Linked DNA regions of Mus musculus: region 1 is linked to region 2. Evidence: chromatin loops called from intact Hi-C (ENCODE). Cell type or tissue: gastrocnemius. All regions are shown on one strand. Links, peaks and the distances in the headings refer to the core of each region. The heading gives the core; the rest is flanking DNA.

Evidence for each region. Peaks named below come from ENCODE experiments on the same cell type or tissue, not always from the same donor. Only the 100,000 strongest peaks of a DNase experiment are listed, where the experiment ranks them.
Region 1: a loop joins it to region 2, with 4 times the contacts of the local background. A loop is called at or near these places in 11 of 42 quality-filtered maps.

Annotation. Positions count from the first base shown.
Region 1 is chr12:72,689,905-72,696,933 of GRCm38, forward strand. No RefSeq gene overlaps it. Among named protein-coding and RNA genes, the nearest start is that of Dhrs7, 29 kb to the left of the region's middle. In gastrocnemius, for the core only: CTCF peaks have their summits at 4,229 (motif pointing left) and 5,207 (motif pointing right); DNase peaks (open chromatin) are centred at 4,266, 4,735 and 5,232; H3K4me3 peaks cover 1,103 bases; H3K27ac peaks cover 1,270 bases.
Region 2 is chr12:72,516,389-72,523,417 of GRCm38, forward strand. It overlaps a transcript of Lrrc9 not described here. Among named protein-coding and RNA genes, the nearest start is that of Pcnx4, 16 kb to the right of the region's middle. In gastrocnemius, for the core only: a CTCF peak has its summit at 4,473 (motif pointing left); DNase peaks (open chromatin) are centred at 3,176 and 4,450.

The sequences.
Region 1 (7,029 bases), core at 2,763-5,262, 170 kb after region 2:
TTTGAGTTAACTCCTGAACAATTATAGCAGCAAAACACCTCCTAAAATTAAAAGCCCAATTAGAATTGAACTATAGTAACTTTCATAGACAATTAGAACGTGAGAGCTTGTGTTTCTTGGTTAAATGAGTGTTTAAGGTGTCCCATGCTTCAGTTCACTAGCGTTTTTTTAAAATAAAATAATAGCTATATTTTGCCAATACAAAGTTAATGGATAATATTTACAAGTGACTTCTATTGGTGTTCCGTGTCCCTTTCTTACTATAAAATGAGAAATAAGACTTGGTTGTGCCTACAAAAATTAGGGGATCCTAATTCTTACAAGCCTGACCTTCTATTTCTATCCCTACCACTAATAACATTTGATATGTGGCAACAGTCAACTCTGTTAAAAGAAAATGTAATGAAATTCTATATCATTATTTAATTTCTTCTGTATTGTGGCTGTCCACTTACCTTTCCAAACTAACTTAAGATAATAATGTCAAAGGCTTTATTCCATGGAGGACAAGTAACTCTAGGCCCAGGGGGAAACACAGAGTCAACTTAGTTAAAAAATATGCTACTTTTGGCTGATTAAAATGTGTTACCATCATCTATCACCTTCACTTCTTTAGGCCATGATACATCCCTAATTATTATTATTTTTTAAATCTTTTTTTAAAGATTTATTTATTTATTTTATGTATGTGAGTATACTGTAGCTGTATAGATGGTTGTGAGCCTTCATGTGGTTGTTGGGAATTGAATTTTCAGGACCTCTGTTTGCTCTAGCTCCAAGATTTATTTATTATTATACATAAGTACACTGTAGCTGTCTTTGGACATACCAGAAGAGGGCATCAGATCTCATTACGGATGGTTGTGAGATTTGAACTTGGGACCTTCAGAAGAGCAGTCAGTGCTCTTACCTGCTGAGCCATCTCTCCAGCCCCTACATCCCTAATTATTTTAACTTTAAGTTTTATGTGTCATCTGCAAATGTTATGACGGATGGAGAGTGGGGGGAAACAAAATTCATATCATGATGACTAATATGTTTCAAATGACCCAGAGATTTCTTCCTTTACGGCTTTACCAACTATTATCTCTCCTGAAAACTTCTTCCTGCCTATTGATCTATGTCAGATTCTAGGACCTAGCCTTCCTAGCACTGTAGCATATAAGGCAATGTTTGTCATCTGTGTACACAAACTGTGGCACTGGCCTGTAGGAGCAGCTGAGGAGTGAAGTTCCCAGTGACAAGGCAGAATTTAAATATTCTATAAGGCCTATTGGCTAACTAAAATTTCAGTAACTGTGGAAAGTTGAGAGCCAAATTCTCTATTGCTGTCCTCCTCTCCATATTAACCATTTATTTCCCCTCCTCAATGCTCAGCCTGACACCCTCCTGGCTACAGGGTCTTATGACTAGCCTTTTTGACATGTATAAACAGGTTTTTAACTTTAACATCTAACATCTGAGACCCAGAACAGAGATGTGCCTGCTTTGCTGTAACCTATCTGATGTTTCTACCAATATGGAGAGAAGAGGGTGGGAAACCCTGATTTGTAACTTGTAACATTCCTTGTTACCATAAAAACTTGTGAAACTGTTGCCACATTGAAACACAGTATTTGGGATAATCTGATTCTGTGTTACTGGGGCACTAGCAGTGGGCTCCAGAGTCAACTCTCTTATTCTCTTTAAAGTGAGCGCTATGCCTCAGTGAAGTCTGTTTTCAACATTTAAAACAGAGTCGTCTACAGTTGTGTGTAGGAGAGCTACTCTCAGACCCACTGTGAACGCTGTGGATGGTACTGAACTCTATAGAATAAACACGATAAACCTCCACTTTATCACTTAAAGGAAACACATCACGGCTGCCCTTTGTACCCTAGTTTCCGGTGCCACTTTGTCATCTTGCACTTTGTCATCATTATTAAGTAAAACAATTTTTTTACTTATTTGCTTGCTTGATCAATGGGTTGCTCGTGGTGATGTTGGGGATCAAACCAGGAGCAAGTGTTCTATCTCTGAGCACTGAGCTTTGCTCCTAGTCCTAGGTTTTGTTTTCTTTTGTTGAGATGGGGTCTTGCTATGTAGCCTGACCCAGTCATAAATTTGAAATCCTCTGCCTCAGGCTTCCTAATACTGAGAATATATGCATGTAGCAAACACACCCAGTAATATGGGGGATTGAACGTAAGTACTTCAGTACTGTGACAGTTGATCTCATAACCCAGACTGAGTGCAGAATGTATGGTAGCATATACACCATGAAGACACTAGAAGAGACAGTCTATACTCCAGGCTAGGTGGAGCTGGACAGCATGAATTTTATCATACTATTCACAGTGACATGCAATTTGAAATGTATGCAGTGGTGCCAGATTGTGGATGTGGCTCAGCCATAGAGAAATTACTTAGCTTGCACAAAGCCCTAGATTTTATTCCCACCACCCAAAAAGGTTAAAAAATAAAATAAAAATCAATCTATGAATTGCTTATTTGTGATGCTTTCCTTTAAAATTTTCTATCCTCCTTCCTTCCTTCCTTCCTTTTTTTCTTTCTTTCTTTCTTTTTTATTTATTTTTTTTTTTTGAGGCAGGGTTTGTTGTGTATCTCTGCTGTATTGGAGCTCACTCTGAAGACCAGGCTGACCACGAACTCACAGAGATCTACCTGCCTCTGCCTCCCAAGTGCTGGGATTAAAGATGTGTGCCACCACTGTCCAACATCTGTTTAATATTTTCAATCTTAGTTGACTGTGGGTGATTGAAAGCATAGAAAATGAGCCTCGGGCTGGTGAGATGGCTCAGTGGGTAAGAGCACCCGACTGCTCTTCCAAAGGTTCGGAGTTCAAATCCCAGCAACCACATGGTGGCTCACAACCATCTGTAACAAGATCTGACTCCCTCTTCTGGATTGTCTGAAGACAGCTACAGTGTACTTACATATAATAAATAAATGAATCTTTAAAAAAAAAAAAAGAAAAAAAAAAGAAAATGAGCCTCTTTCCAAAGTAAGCCTCTACCTTCCTGGTCCCACTGACTAAGGAGGACTCTGCTAATTAATTTATTAAAGGTCCTTTGCACATGATGAATGGCTTCTCTCTCAGTTCTTCAAGGTTCTTTTTTACTTTTGTCTTTCGGTGTTGAGATATGTCCTGGGCTGACCTCAAAAATACATCTGTAATCCAGGCTGGCTTTGAATTTATGGTCTTCTTACCTCCACTTCCCAAATTGTAAATTACAACTGTGTACCACAGTGTCCAGTGTATGGCTGAAGATCCAACCCAGAGTCTCATACATGCAACGCATACAATGTCAATGCTATGTAAATAGGTGTGATGCTGCATTGTTTAGGGACTAACGCCATGATGGGTAGTGGGAACCAAAAGGCATGCCCAATATGAACACGATTTTTAAAAGGAATATTTTCCATCCACAGCTGATGGACTCCACAGTTGTGAAATCCACACGTGCAAAGCGCCGGCTACCTTGACTGCCTGGGTCCTTACAGAAACAGTTCTGTGTGACAGCAAAAGCCATGATGCTCCTGGCGTGGGGAAGAAGCTAGAGCCAGGAGCCCAAGCGATGTTAACACACTAGAAAGCAAACGGCGCAAGGCATCCGAAGCAGTGGTATATATCAAGAATACCTTACGCTGCTACTAGGGGTAGTAACTTCTTAGTTGATAAAGGGAAGGGAAGGCCAGGGTCGGTGTATTTCCTTGCATGACTCACACTCTGGCCCCAGGTGTTTTCTAGAAAGCGCTGCCAAGGATTTGGAGTAGCTAACTCGGCAATGAGAATGATCAGTGAGGATGGGGTACGGTCCCCTTAAACTTCTCCAGGAGGTCTGTCTACAAAATTATTTTATTTAGCATTCTCTTTCGTAGACTAGTGTTCCCTCAAAGGGAAGCTAACTCTCATCTGTGCCAAATACATCATTTTCTAATGAGAAAGGTGAGGTTCCGAGAGCACGGAAGGATTTTCTGATGGCCACAGTGCCACATGCGGAAGAAGCAAACATGAAAAAGGCAGGTTGTGAAACAAGTATTTAATTTATGTCCCAGGAAAATTGTGACAACCTGTTTGCATCAACCATGTGTTGCTGTGACTCATTGCCCTTGAAATCTTCTCATCTATTTGATTGCTCAACTTTACATTAAAAAAAAATTTTTTTTTCACTACTAAAATTGCCCTTACTGTTGAGGGTTTTAAGGAACAAGTCAGCACTGCCCTCTACTGGTTGGCTTATATTTACTGTTAAATAAGTGGGTCCAAGGTGACGAATAGAATTTTTGAAAATGTTTCTTAATTTCAACGGCGCATACATAGAAACTGGCCAATCCGAGCTGTCTGGGTGTTCTCCTCTGCTGTTCGACTGCTCAAAATAAATTGTTGTTGTTGTTGTTGTTGTTGTTGTTGTTGTTGTTGTTTTTCTTTAAGAGACTCTTTGGCTTCCTGGTTTCCAGGACTACAACTTTGAAAGGTGAATTCAAATGTGTTAATGAAGGAGAGAGACAGAAAGGCAGATGAGACCTAGAAAAGAGAAAGAGAGCGATGGGAGAAATGTCCGGTTAAGTGGGGCTGTTTTTCCACTTTGGCAACCCTAAAAATAAGCGCAGTAAACCTCTCCTTGTGACATCAGCAGCTGTTGTGTTGACCGTGTGTCCGCTCATTCAGCGCACAGGATAACCGTTTAGCTTCTGGAGACAGAATTTCAGCTGTTGGCACTACTGCCCTGCCCGCCTCTCCCACAGTGCCAACGTTATGTTTCCATGAAGGCAGATTAAACTACAGTTTGGATGGGAGTCAGCTGGCCACATGTTACACCCGGCGTGGTAACAGTGTCACAGATGACTAAAGTCCGAGTAAAAGATTGACATTTCAATGCAAGAAAAATAAACAGTAGTAAAAGAAACTACTGTGTACCTCTCCAAAAAAAAAAAAAAAATTAAATTCTGGACTATAAATTACTGTGCCATAAACACCTAGATGCCGTTTTAAAATCTTTCATTATTCTTTAGCTGTTTTATATATGTATACAATGTATCTTGATCGTACCCTCCTCCAATTCCACTCCCATTCCTCCCAAACACCCCACCATATGCCCCTGGAATACTGGCTGAACTTGCTGGTTTGCTCTTGTGCAGACAACTAAATCTGCATCGAGGTGACAGGACAGCTGCTGATGGATGCATGTCCAGCAGGCGGCACCTCACAGCACCCGTCCCCTCCCCTGGCTCTTACATGCTTTTTGCCCCCATTTCTTCAATGCTCGAGGAGCCTCGTGGGGGTTGACAGAAATGTCCCACTCGGAGCTGATCACTCAGTAGTCACTTATCCTAAGCAGGCTGATGAGCTCTGAGTGTCTCACGCTGTCTGCTGCCCTCTGCAGAAAGATGCCTTGCTGCCTAAGGCCGAGAGCAGCACTAACCTAAGAATAGAAACATAAATATTTAGAAGACAGTTTGATGATGTGTCCATTTAGGAAAAAAGGAAAAATGGCAGTAGTAGTTTTGCCCCAGGACCTATGGTCTCCTGAACTATTGACTTTTGAGCAAATTTAGAGTAACAAGTGTGAATTCCTTCCTGTGAAGCAAGCCTCACATCCAACCAGAGAGTAGTTGGTTACGCCTATAACCTCCATGATCTGATAGTATCAGTAGACATACTAGATAGTTTTCTTTCTTTTCTTTTTTTTTAAGATTTATTTATTTATTTAATGTATGTGAGTACACTGTAGCTGTACAGATGTTTGTGAGCCTTCATGTGGTTGTTGGGAATTGAATTTTTAAGACCTCTGCCCGGCTCACTCTGGTCAACTCTGCTCGCTCTGGCCCAAAGATTGATTGATTGATTGATTGATTGATTGATTGATTGATTATATGTAAGTACACTGTAGCTGGCTTCAGATGCACCAGAGGAGGGAGTCAGATCTCATTACCAATGGTTGTGAGCCACCATGTGGTTGCTGGGATTTGAACTCAGGACCTTTAGGAAGAGCAGTCAGTGCTCTTACCTGCTGAGCCATCTCGCCAGCCCACTAGATAGTTTTCTAAGACAAAGTTAATAGAGTTAGCCTTCTTTTCTGAGTTCAATGTTCTCAAACCAGACTCTGCACCCCTTGATCTTGGGAAGAACATGGGCTTTAGTGTCTTTAGTATAGCCTTCTTACCTAGGTAGAGGTAAGAGGTAGAAACAAAAGTGTCAGATTCATATGATGTGGGGAAATTTAAATGAACTAGAATGTCTACTTTCCTTTTTTTTTGTTTTTGTTTTTGTTTTTGTTTTTTTCGAGACAGGGTTTCTCTGTGTAGCCCTGGCTGTCCTGGAACTCACTTTGTTGACCAGGCTGGCCTTGAACTCAGAAATCCGCCTGCCTCTGCCTCCTGAGTGCTGGGATTAAAGGCGTGTGCACCACGCCTGGGGAACATCTACTTTCCTTAACTGGCATACAGCAGAACATTGTTTTCTTCCCTGTCATTCAGGCTCCTGTGATGTTGTGGATGCTAGACAACTGAGCGGCATCATTTCTAAGTAACAAGCCTACGAGTCTCTCCTTCTACACCTTCCTCCTTAACTACCACCACCATCATTCGTCTAGGTGTTCAAGCCAGAAACAAGAACATCAGCCTTTCCCCAGCACACCACCACCATGCTTCCAAAGCTCCTACCTTGTCCTCAGACCCAGTGCCTTCTCCTCTGAACGAGGCTAGATTTCTTGGATCCTCTTAGGTTCAGTTCTTATTCAGCTTGCATGTTCTCAAACAACCCTTTTTACTTCTATCAGAGAACTAATCAAACTGATGGTTTGAGATTTGGAGAGAGAGAGAGACAGAGTAATACTTTCTGGGCTATGGGCATGAATGAAGTATACAGTATTTTGATTTTTGCCTCTAAGTTCTCACATTGTACCAACTACAGGAAGATGAAAAACATTGATAGACTAAATGAAAGGATGGATAGGTGGGTAGACTACAGGATTTGTTTATTTTATTTTGTTTTATAGTATGCACAAGAATATTTTTCCTCCACAT
Region 2 (7,029 bases), core at 2,961-5,460:
GGCGCACATTTTGAATGACTGACTCTACTACTTCTATTGAGATAGGCACGGCACGCACTGTCTCTTCAAAGAAAGTGTGGTTTATGAAAAGGATGCTCTATAATGTCAAATCCTAGATATTTTCTACTGCAAATACATTGCTTTTTCAAATACACATGAATTAGCAGTTAATAATTATGTGCTCTTAAGCCAGCAGTTTGTGTCAGGTTACTAGATAGCTAATGTACATAAAGACTTTAAACTATTTCATTTTCTTCCAATATATTTAGCCTAGATTAAAAAGTATAATTTCTACAACACAAGTAGCATTTCATTGTTCTCAGTAATAGATGTATTTTGCATCAAATGCACTATGGTTTGATTTTCAATTCCACAAACAATCGGATGTGAGAAATTCGCATGTTAATCACCAAGTAGGAGCCTGCTATGCTGAACTGAAAGCAGGTGACAGCAAGCCCATCTTCTAATATCTACACATGATAGTCAACTGTAGTCATAACTGCTCTGTAAGGATCTCCTCACTTACTCCGGTCCTACAGCTTTAGATTCTTCTGATTCTGAGTATTTTGTCCACAATGTACACGATGCCTGTATGTAACATTTATACTGCATGTATATTTATAGGCACTAATGACTAGCTTTAAAGTAATCCTGTGTATGCAATATGCATGTTGTTATTTGCCCAGAGCTATTACATATTATAAGAAACATTCAATGTTTTAAAATATTAGGCCTTAATTACAGCTTCAATTAAATATTACTGACATACTACGAAATAAATTATTCTTAGTTCTGTATTCGTAGAGGCAGCACACATGGTTGAATTGTCTTGGTTTTTAAGGGAGTCTAATCAAGTTGGTTTGTTTATGCATTAGAGGCCAATTTACTTCATCAGAATAAGTTGTCTCTGCAAAACACCTAGAGAATCTTGGAGCTCTTAACTGTTTTCTTGTTCATCTTTCTAATCCTTTTTCATTATTAAGATATTTGTGCAGAAAACCGATACTAAATTACTGTTTAAGGTCACAGCTGCTTTTTAGAACTAGATCAGCCAGGAACACATTGTTATTTTACTAAAAGCAGTCTGTTTCTACATATTTTTATCTTTAAAAAATATCAATTATACCATATAGCACTAATCTTTTAATTTTAATTTAACTTATTTATTCAAAAGGCGCCTTTCAGATTCAATGTGTGCACTTTATCTTAGAATTTTGCTTTTGTAATGACATATATCTAATTAATGATTTAATAGAAGACACTAGAACATTAGACCATGCCTTCTTTTCTGGTCAGGCTGTGACAGGGACCATTTCTATGGGTCCTGAGTCAGAAGTGCATCAGGATAACACATTTTGGGACATTTTAAAATGAATTACATTTTCACAAGTATTAAAAATGTATGATTTTACAGTTGTGTAAATGTAAACTCATAATTGTACATTTTATAGTTTGTAATTTTATGATTCTAATTAATTTATAAATGTATTAAAATATTTCTTACCAGTAGTTTTTTAAAAAGTGATCTTACTATTGTGTAAATCATAAATGCAACAGCTGTATACTTTATTTTTAAAAAATAAAGTTGGTAACATTTAAACACTGTAGCTCATATTCACTGCCTGTGTGCCTTACGGCTTCCTTACCATAATAGGAGGGTTGGTTGTTTTTTTGTTTTGTTTTTTTCTGAAACTCTTTGTGATAATTTTACTGATTTAGCTTCACTCTTTGTTCGGTCTGTATATATAGCTTGGAGTTCTCTCTCTCTTCCCTTCAAAAGGTTTTACAACTGTCTCTATGAGCAACCAAAAAAGACTAATCTAGTGTGTGTGTGTGTGTGTGTGTGTGTGTGTGTGTGTGTGTGTGTGTGTGTAAAGTTTCCAATTATTTCTCATTTCTTCCTCTCAATTTGCCTCAGACAGGTATTTGCGAACAGTGTGCCTGGTCTCACATAGCCTTTCACGCTTTACGGAGGGCTTTGTGAGAGCTCAATCAACATTAATGGTGCATTTCTAGTTAAGGACACAGAATAGGGAGAAGTCAATTTGGGATCCCAGATGAACGAGTGTTTTCAGAAAGAATGGGCACAAATGGGTTGAGCACACAGAAAGCAGAGTGAACTGCCCTGCGCGGAGCACTCAGGCAAGCCCGGCACAATGGGAGACTGAAGCACGGCAGAGCTTTGTGAGAGACATACAATTGGAGCAATGGACTTGCTCCAACCATCTATGTCAAACTTAAAAGATAGGCGAAAAGCAGAGCAAGCGGAATTCTATAGAGAGTGCTGAGGAACAGCAAGTGGAGAGCTACATCTAAAGAGAATGAATGCAGTCATTCACGAACGAAGTCAGAACGGGCACATTTCCCTAGTTAATTTACCTTGGAAGGGCACTTTAGGTATTGAGCCATTAGAAACAACAGAAAGTATTTAAACTGCCACCATTAGAATTTTGAAAGAACATAGTCTACACCTAGTATTTTACAAACATATCTATATGCATTTATGTGGATACATAAAAAAAACTATCTTATATAATTATAGTAAATTCTCACAACCTTATGATCATCATAGTTATGGTGAACTTCTTCCACTCAAAAAGATGGCAATCTCTATCAATGGCAAAGCTGCAAGGGTACAGTTATAGAAACTTGAAACTAGATGCCATGCAGTACATACAGAACATGGAAGTATTAATAACAAATGGTTTTCATTAGTTGAAAAAAGTTGTATGTATTTTTAAATATCCCTTAAATGTATTAATATGCTTTATGGCTTTAATCAATTTAATATCACTATAAAGGGATCTGAAGGGATAATAAATTCTATAATTTAAAGCTGTTAAATACATGAAAAAGATGAATCATAATCTTAATTTACCCATCACCAGCAACTTGGAAACATAACTATACTAAGAATTAGCTATTTACCAATTAGTGGTTTGGGCTGAAAGAGAAAACCCACTTTATATACATATTAGATAGCTTCCTCTGCAGAAAGAGTGAAAAATGAGCTTTGAGACTGAGAGCTTGAGGAGCCGAGTGGCAAGCTCAAGATTACGTTGTTCATTAATTAATTAGGTTGCCAGTGCCTTTCACGCTGTCCCAGGCACACTGCTTACTGCACGAGCGAGCCGAGCACTCCTGGCCCTGACAGCACTGGCTGCCATCAGGCAGAACTGGACCTGTCTCTGCCCCCATGCATTCTAACCTGTCTGCATTGAAAGCCCCGGGAAAATGGCCAAACTTAGGCCCCCTACCAAACCCTTTACAGTGCTTAAGAAGAGCATCTGAACCTCTCAACTTCCCTAACGGCATGGAGCCTGCCTTCCCACTACGGTCCTGCTGGTAGCAAGTTTCATAAAGGAACGGAATTTAAATGTTAGGAAGACAGCTGTGCAGTCCACCAAGTGGCATAAATGCTACAGTGGCTGGGACAGGAGCAGTAGTGATCTATCAGTCTGAATAAAGACTCCATTTCATTATTAACGTAAGCAAACCCTGGCTCAGTAGACAGCAAAACTCTTCTGTTGTGTCTGATTTCCCCAGACTGATTCTTCAGACTTTTTGTTTGAAAGTCTACCCCTGTTCTGTGAGTCATCTTTGGGACTGCCAGTCACGCAGCCTACAGTTGGGATGTGGACTTAGGGAGTGGTTTCTTTAGTTTATGTTCTTCGTGACAATTGATAAGTGGGAGGGTGTGACACAGGCCTCTGGCGGCCACTTGCCTGCCAGCGGAAGAGCCTTCAAAGGGTAAGGCAATGAAAACAAGGTGATATTATTGACTAATATTTGAGTCTCCAGATGATGTCTCAAGACATCCTCTGACTTCCCAGTAAGACAACCAGTATGTTCCTTTGGGGCAATAAAATTGCTGTCATTTGCAACCAACAAGTGATTCCGAACCTCAGTCTAAGGTAAGAAGGGTGGTATCGCTTTTATTCTGAATAATTTATAAATTTATTCTGAGTAAATTATAGTGATTTAGAGAATATTGATTATGAAGAGTGTGAGATAAATTTATAAAATATGTTACTCTAAAGAGCAAAGAAAATACAACCCCTCTTAGGGTTAAAAGGATGAGAAAAGAAACTTACGAGAATATAAAAATAACATCCCCAAAACAGACCCATAGGCACAAGAGCCATACAAGAGTTTTATGTTTAATAAAATAACTTTATGATAAGGAAAGCAAGAACTGAATGTTCTATGTGATATTTTTAAGAGTGACATGGCATAGAGTCTAAACAACACTGTAGTGTAAATCAAAGACCTGGGATAGACAGGCCTGTTGTTATGAATTTATACAATCTTTACTTCTCTGGACCTCCAGTTTCCCACCGTTCATGAAAGTGTCTTTATGTCTACAGAGTTGTGAGTGAGCACTCAAAACAAAGCTCACTGCAATCTCACAGCCACACTTCTTTACCACTACCTGCTGACACTTCTGCTCTCTGCTGCCACCTAGGGGCCAAGGAAAAGAAAGGCGCAGAAAAGACTCAAGGAATACAGATTTTTAAAATCACAAGTTTCACTTTTAAATAGAAGATAATTTGGTGACATTTAAGATTCTTTATCAAGCTGCTCTGTGGATTCAATATTTAATTGTACTGTGCTTTTATTTTGTAAGATAGATGCCTTTTTATTTCTAACACAGAAAAAGACATCCTATCCCCTTAGTCCTTTCTAAAACTTTTTTTTTCATATAAAATTTTTTCATTTTATTTTATTTATTTTAAGTTTTTCTTTCTTTTCACTTTCATTTCTTTTTATTTATTTATTTATTTTAGGTATTTTCCTCATTTATATTTCCAATGCTATCCCAAAAGTCCCCCATACCCTCCCCCACCCACTCCCCCTTTTTGGCCCTGGCGTTCCCCTGTACTGAGGCATATAAAGTTTGCGTGTCCAATGGGCCTCTCTTTCCAGTGATGGCCGACTAGGCCATCTTTTGATACATATGCAGCTAGAGTCAAGAGATCCGGGGTACTGGTTAGTTCATAATGTTGTTCCACCTATAGGGTTGCAGATCCCTTTAGCTCCTTGGGTACTTTCTCTAGCTCCTTCATTGGGAGCCCTGTGATCCATCCATTAGCTGACTGTGAGCATCCACTTCTGTGTTTGCTAGGCCCCGGCATAGTCTCACAAGAGACAGCTACATCTGGGTCCTTTCACCAAAATCTTGCTAATGTATGCAATGGTGTCAGCATTTGGAAGCTGATTATGGGATGGATCTCTGGATATGGCAGTCTTTAGATGGTCCATCCTTTCGTTACAGCTCCAAACTTTGTGTCTGTAACTCCTTCCATGGGTGTTTTGTTCCCAATTCTAAGAAGGGGCAAAGTGTCCACACTTTGGTCTTCGTTCTTCTTGAGTTTCATGCGTTTAGCAAATTGTATCTTATATCTTGGGTATCCTAAGTTTCTGGGCTAATATCCACTTACCTGTGAGTACATATTGTGTGAGTTCCTTTGTGATTGGGTTACCTCACTCAGGATGATGCCCTCCAGGTCCATCCATTTGCCTAGGAATTTCATAAATATATTCTTTTTAATAGCTGAGTAGTACTCCATTGTGTAAATGTACCACATTTTCTGTATCCATTCCTCTGTTGAGGGGCATCTGGGTTCTTTCCAGCTTCTGGCTATTATAAATAAGGCTGCTATGAACATAGTGGAGCATGTGTCCTTCTTACCGGTTGGGACATCTTCTGGATATATGCCCAGGAGAGGTATTGCGGGATCCTCCGGTAGTACTATGTCCAATTTTCTGAGGAACTGCCAGACTGATTTCCAGAGTGGTTGTACAAGCTTGCAATCCCACCAACAATGGAGGAGTGCTCCTCTTTCTCCACATCCTCGCCAGCATCTGCTGTTACCTGAATTTTTGATCTTAGCCATTCTGACTGGTGTGAGGTGGAATCTCAGGGTTGTTTTGATTTGAATTTTCCTGATGATTAAGGATGTTGAACATTTTTTCAGGTGCTTCTCAGCCATTCGGTATTCCTCAGGTGAGAATTCTTTGTTCAGCTCTGAGCCCCATTTTTTAATGGGGTTAATTGATTTTCTGGAGTCCACCTTCTTGAGTTCTTTTATATATTGGATATTAGTCCCATATCTGGTTAAGGATAGGTAAAGATCCTTTCTCAATCTGTTGGTGGTCTTTTTGTCTTATTGACGGTGTCTTTTGCCTTGCAGAAGCTTTGCAACTTTATGAGGTCCCATTTATCAATTCTCGATCTTACAGCACAAGCCATTGCTGTTCTATTCAGGAATTTTTCACCTGTACCCATATCTTTGAGGATTTTCCCTTAGAAACTTTTGCAATAAAATATATAGAGCAATTATTTGTTTGTTTGTTTATTAGATTTATTTATTTATTCTATGTATGTGAGAACAATGCAGCTGTCTTCAGACACACCAAAAGAGGGCATCAGATCCCATTACAGATGGTTGTGAGCCACCGTGTGGTTGTTAGGAATTGAACGCAGGACCTCTGGAAGAGCAGTCAGTGCTCTTAACTGCTGAGCCATCTCTTCAGCCCCACTTCTTTTATTTTTATATGCATTATATATAATTTACGTGTTATTTAATGATGCATGTATGTGTATTTTGAGATAGGATCTCAAGTAGCCTAGGCTGACCTCCAACTCCTTAGGCAGAGGATGACCTGAATCTCTGCTCCAGGCACCTCTATTTCCTGAGTACTAGGATTACAAGTCAATGTATGCTACTGTGTCTGGTTTATAGAACCCAGGTCCTCTTGAGTGCAAAGTAAGCACTCGGCCAACCAAGCTGCACCTCTCGTCCCACCTTAGCCACTTTGTTGGTGTAGGTTGTGGTGAGGAAGACATGCAGTTTATCATTTTAAACTATACTAATGTGCAGTTCATTTTCAGCCACCATCATCATCATCATTCATCGTTAAAGTCATTTTATCTTGAAAACTTCAAAACCTTGTTCTTCCCATTAAATAGCCTCCCTGTCCTCTATCCAAGGTACCTGTCGTTTTGCTATTGTCTTTATGGCTCTG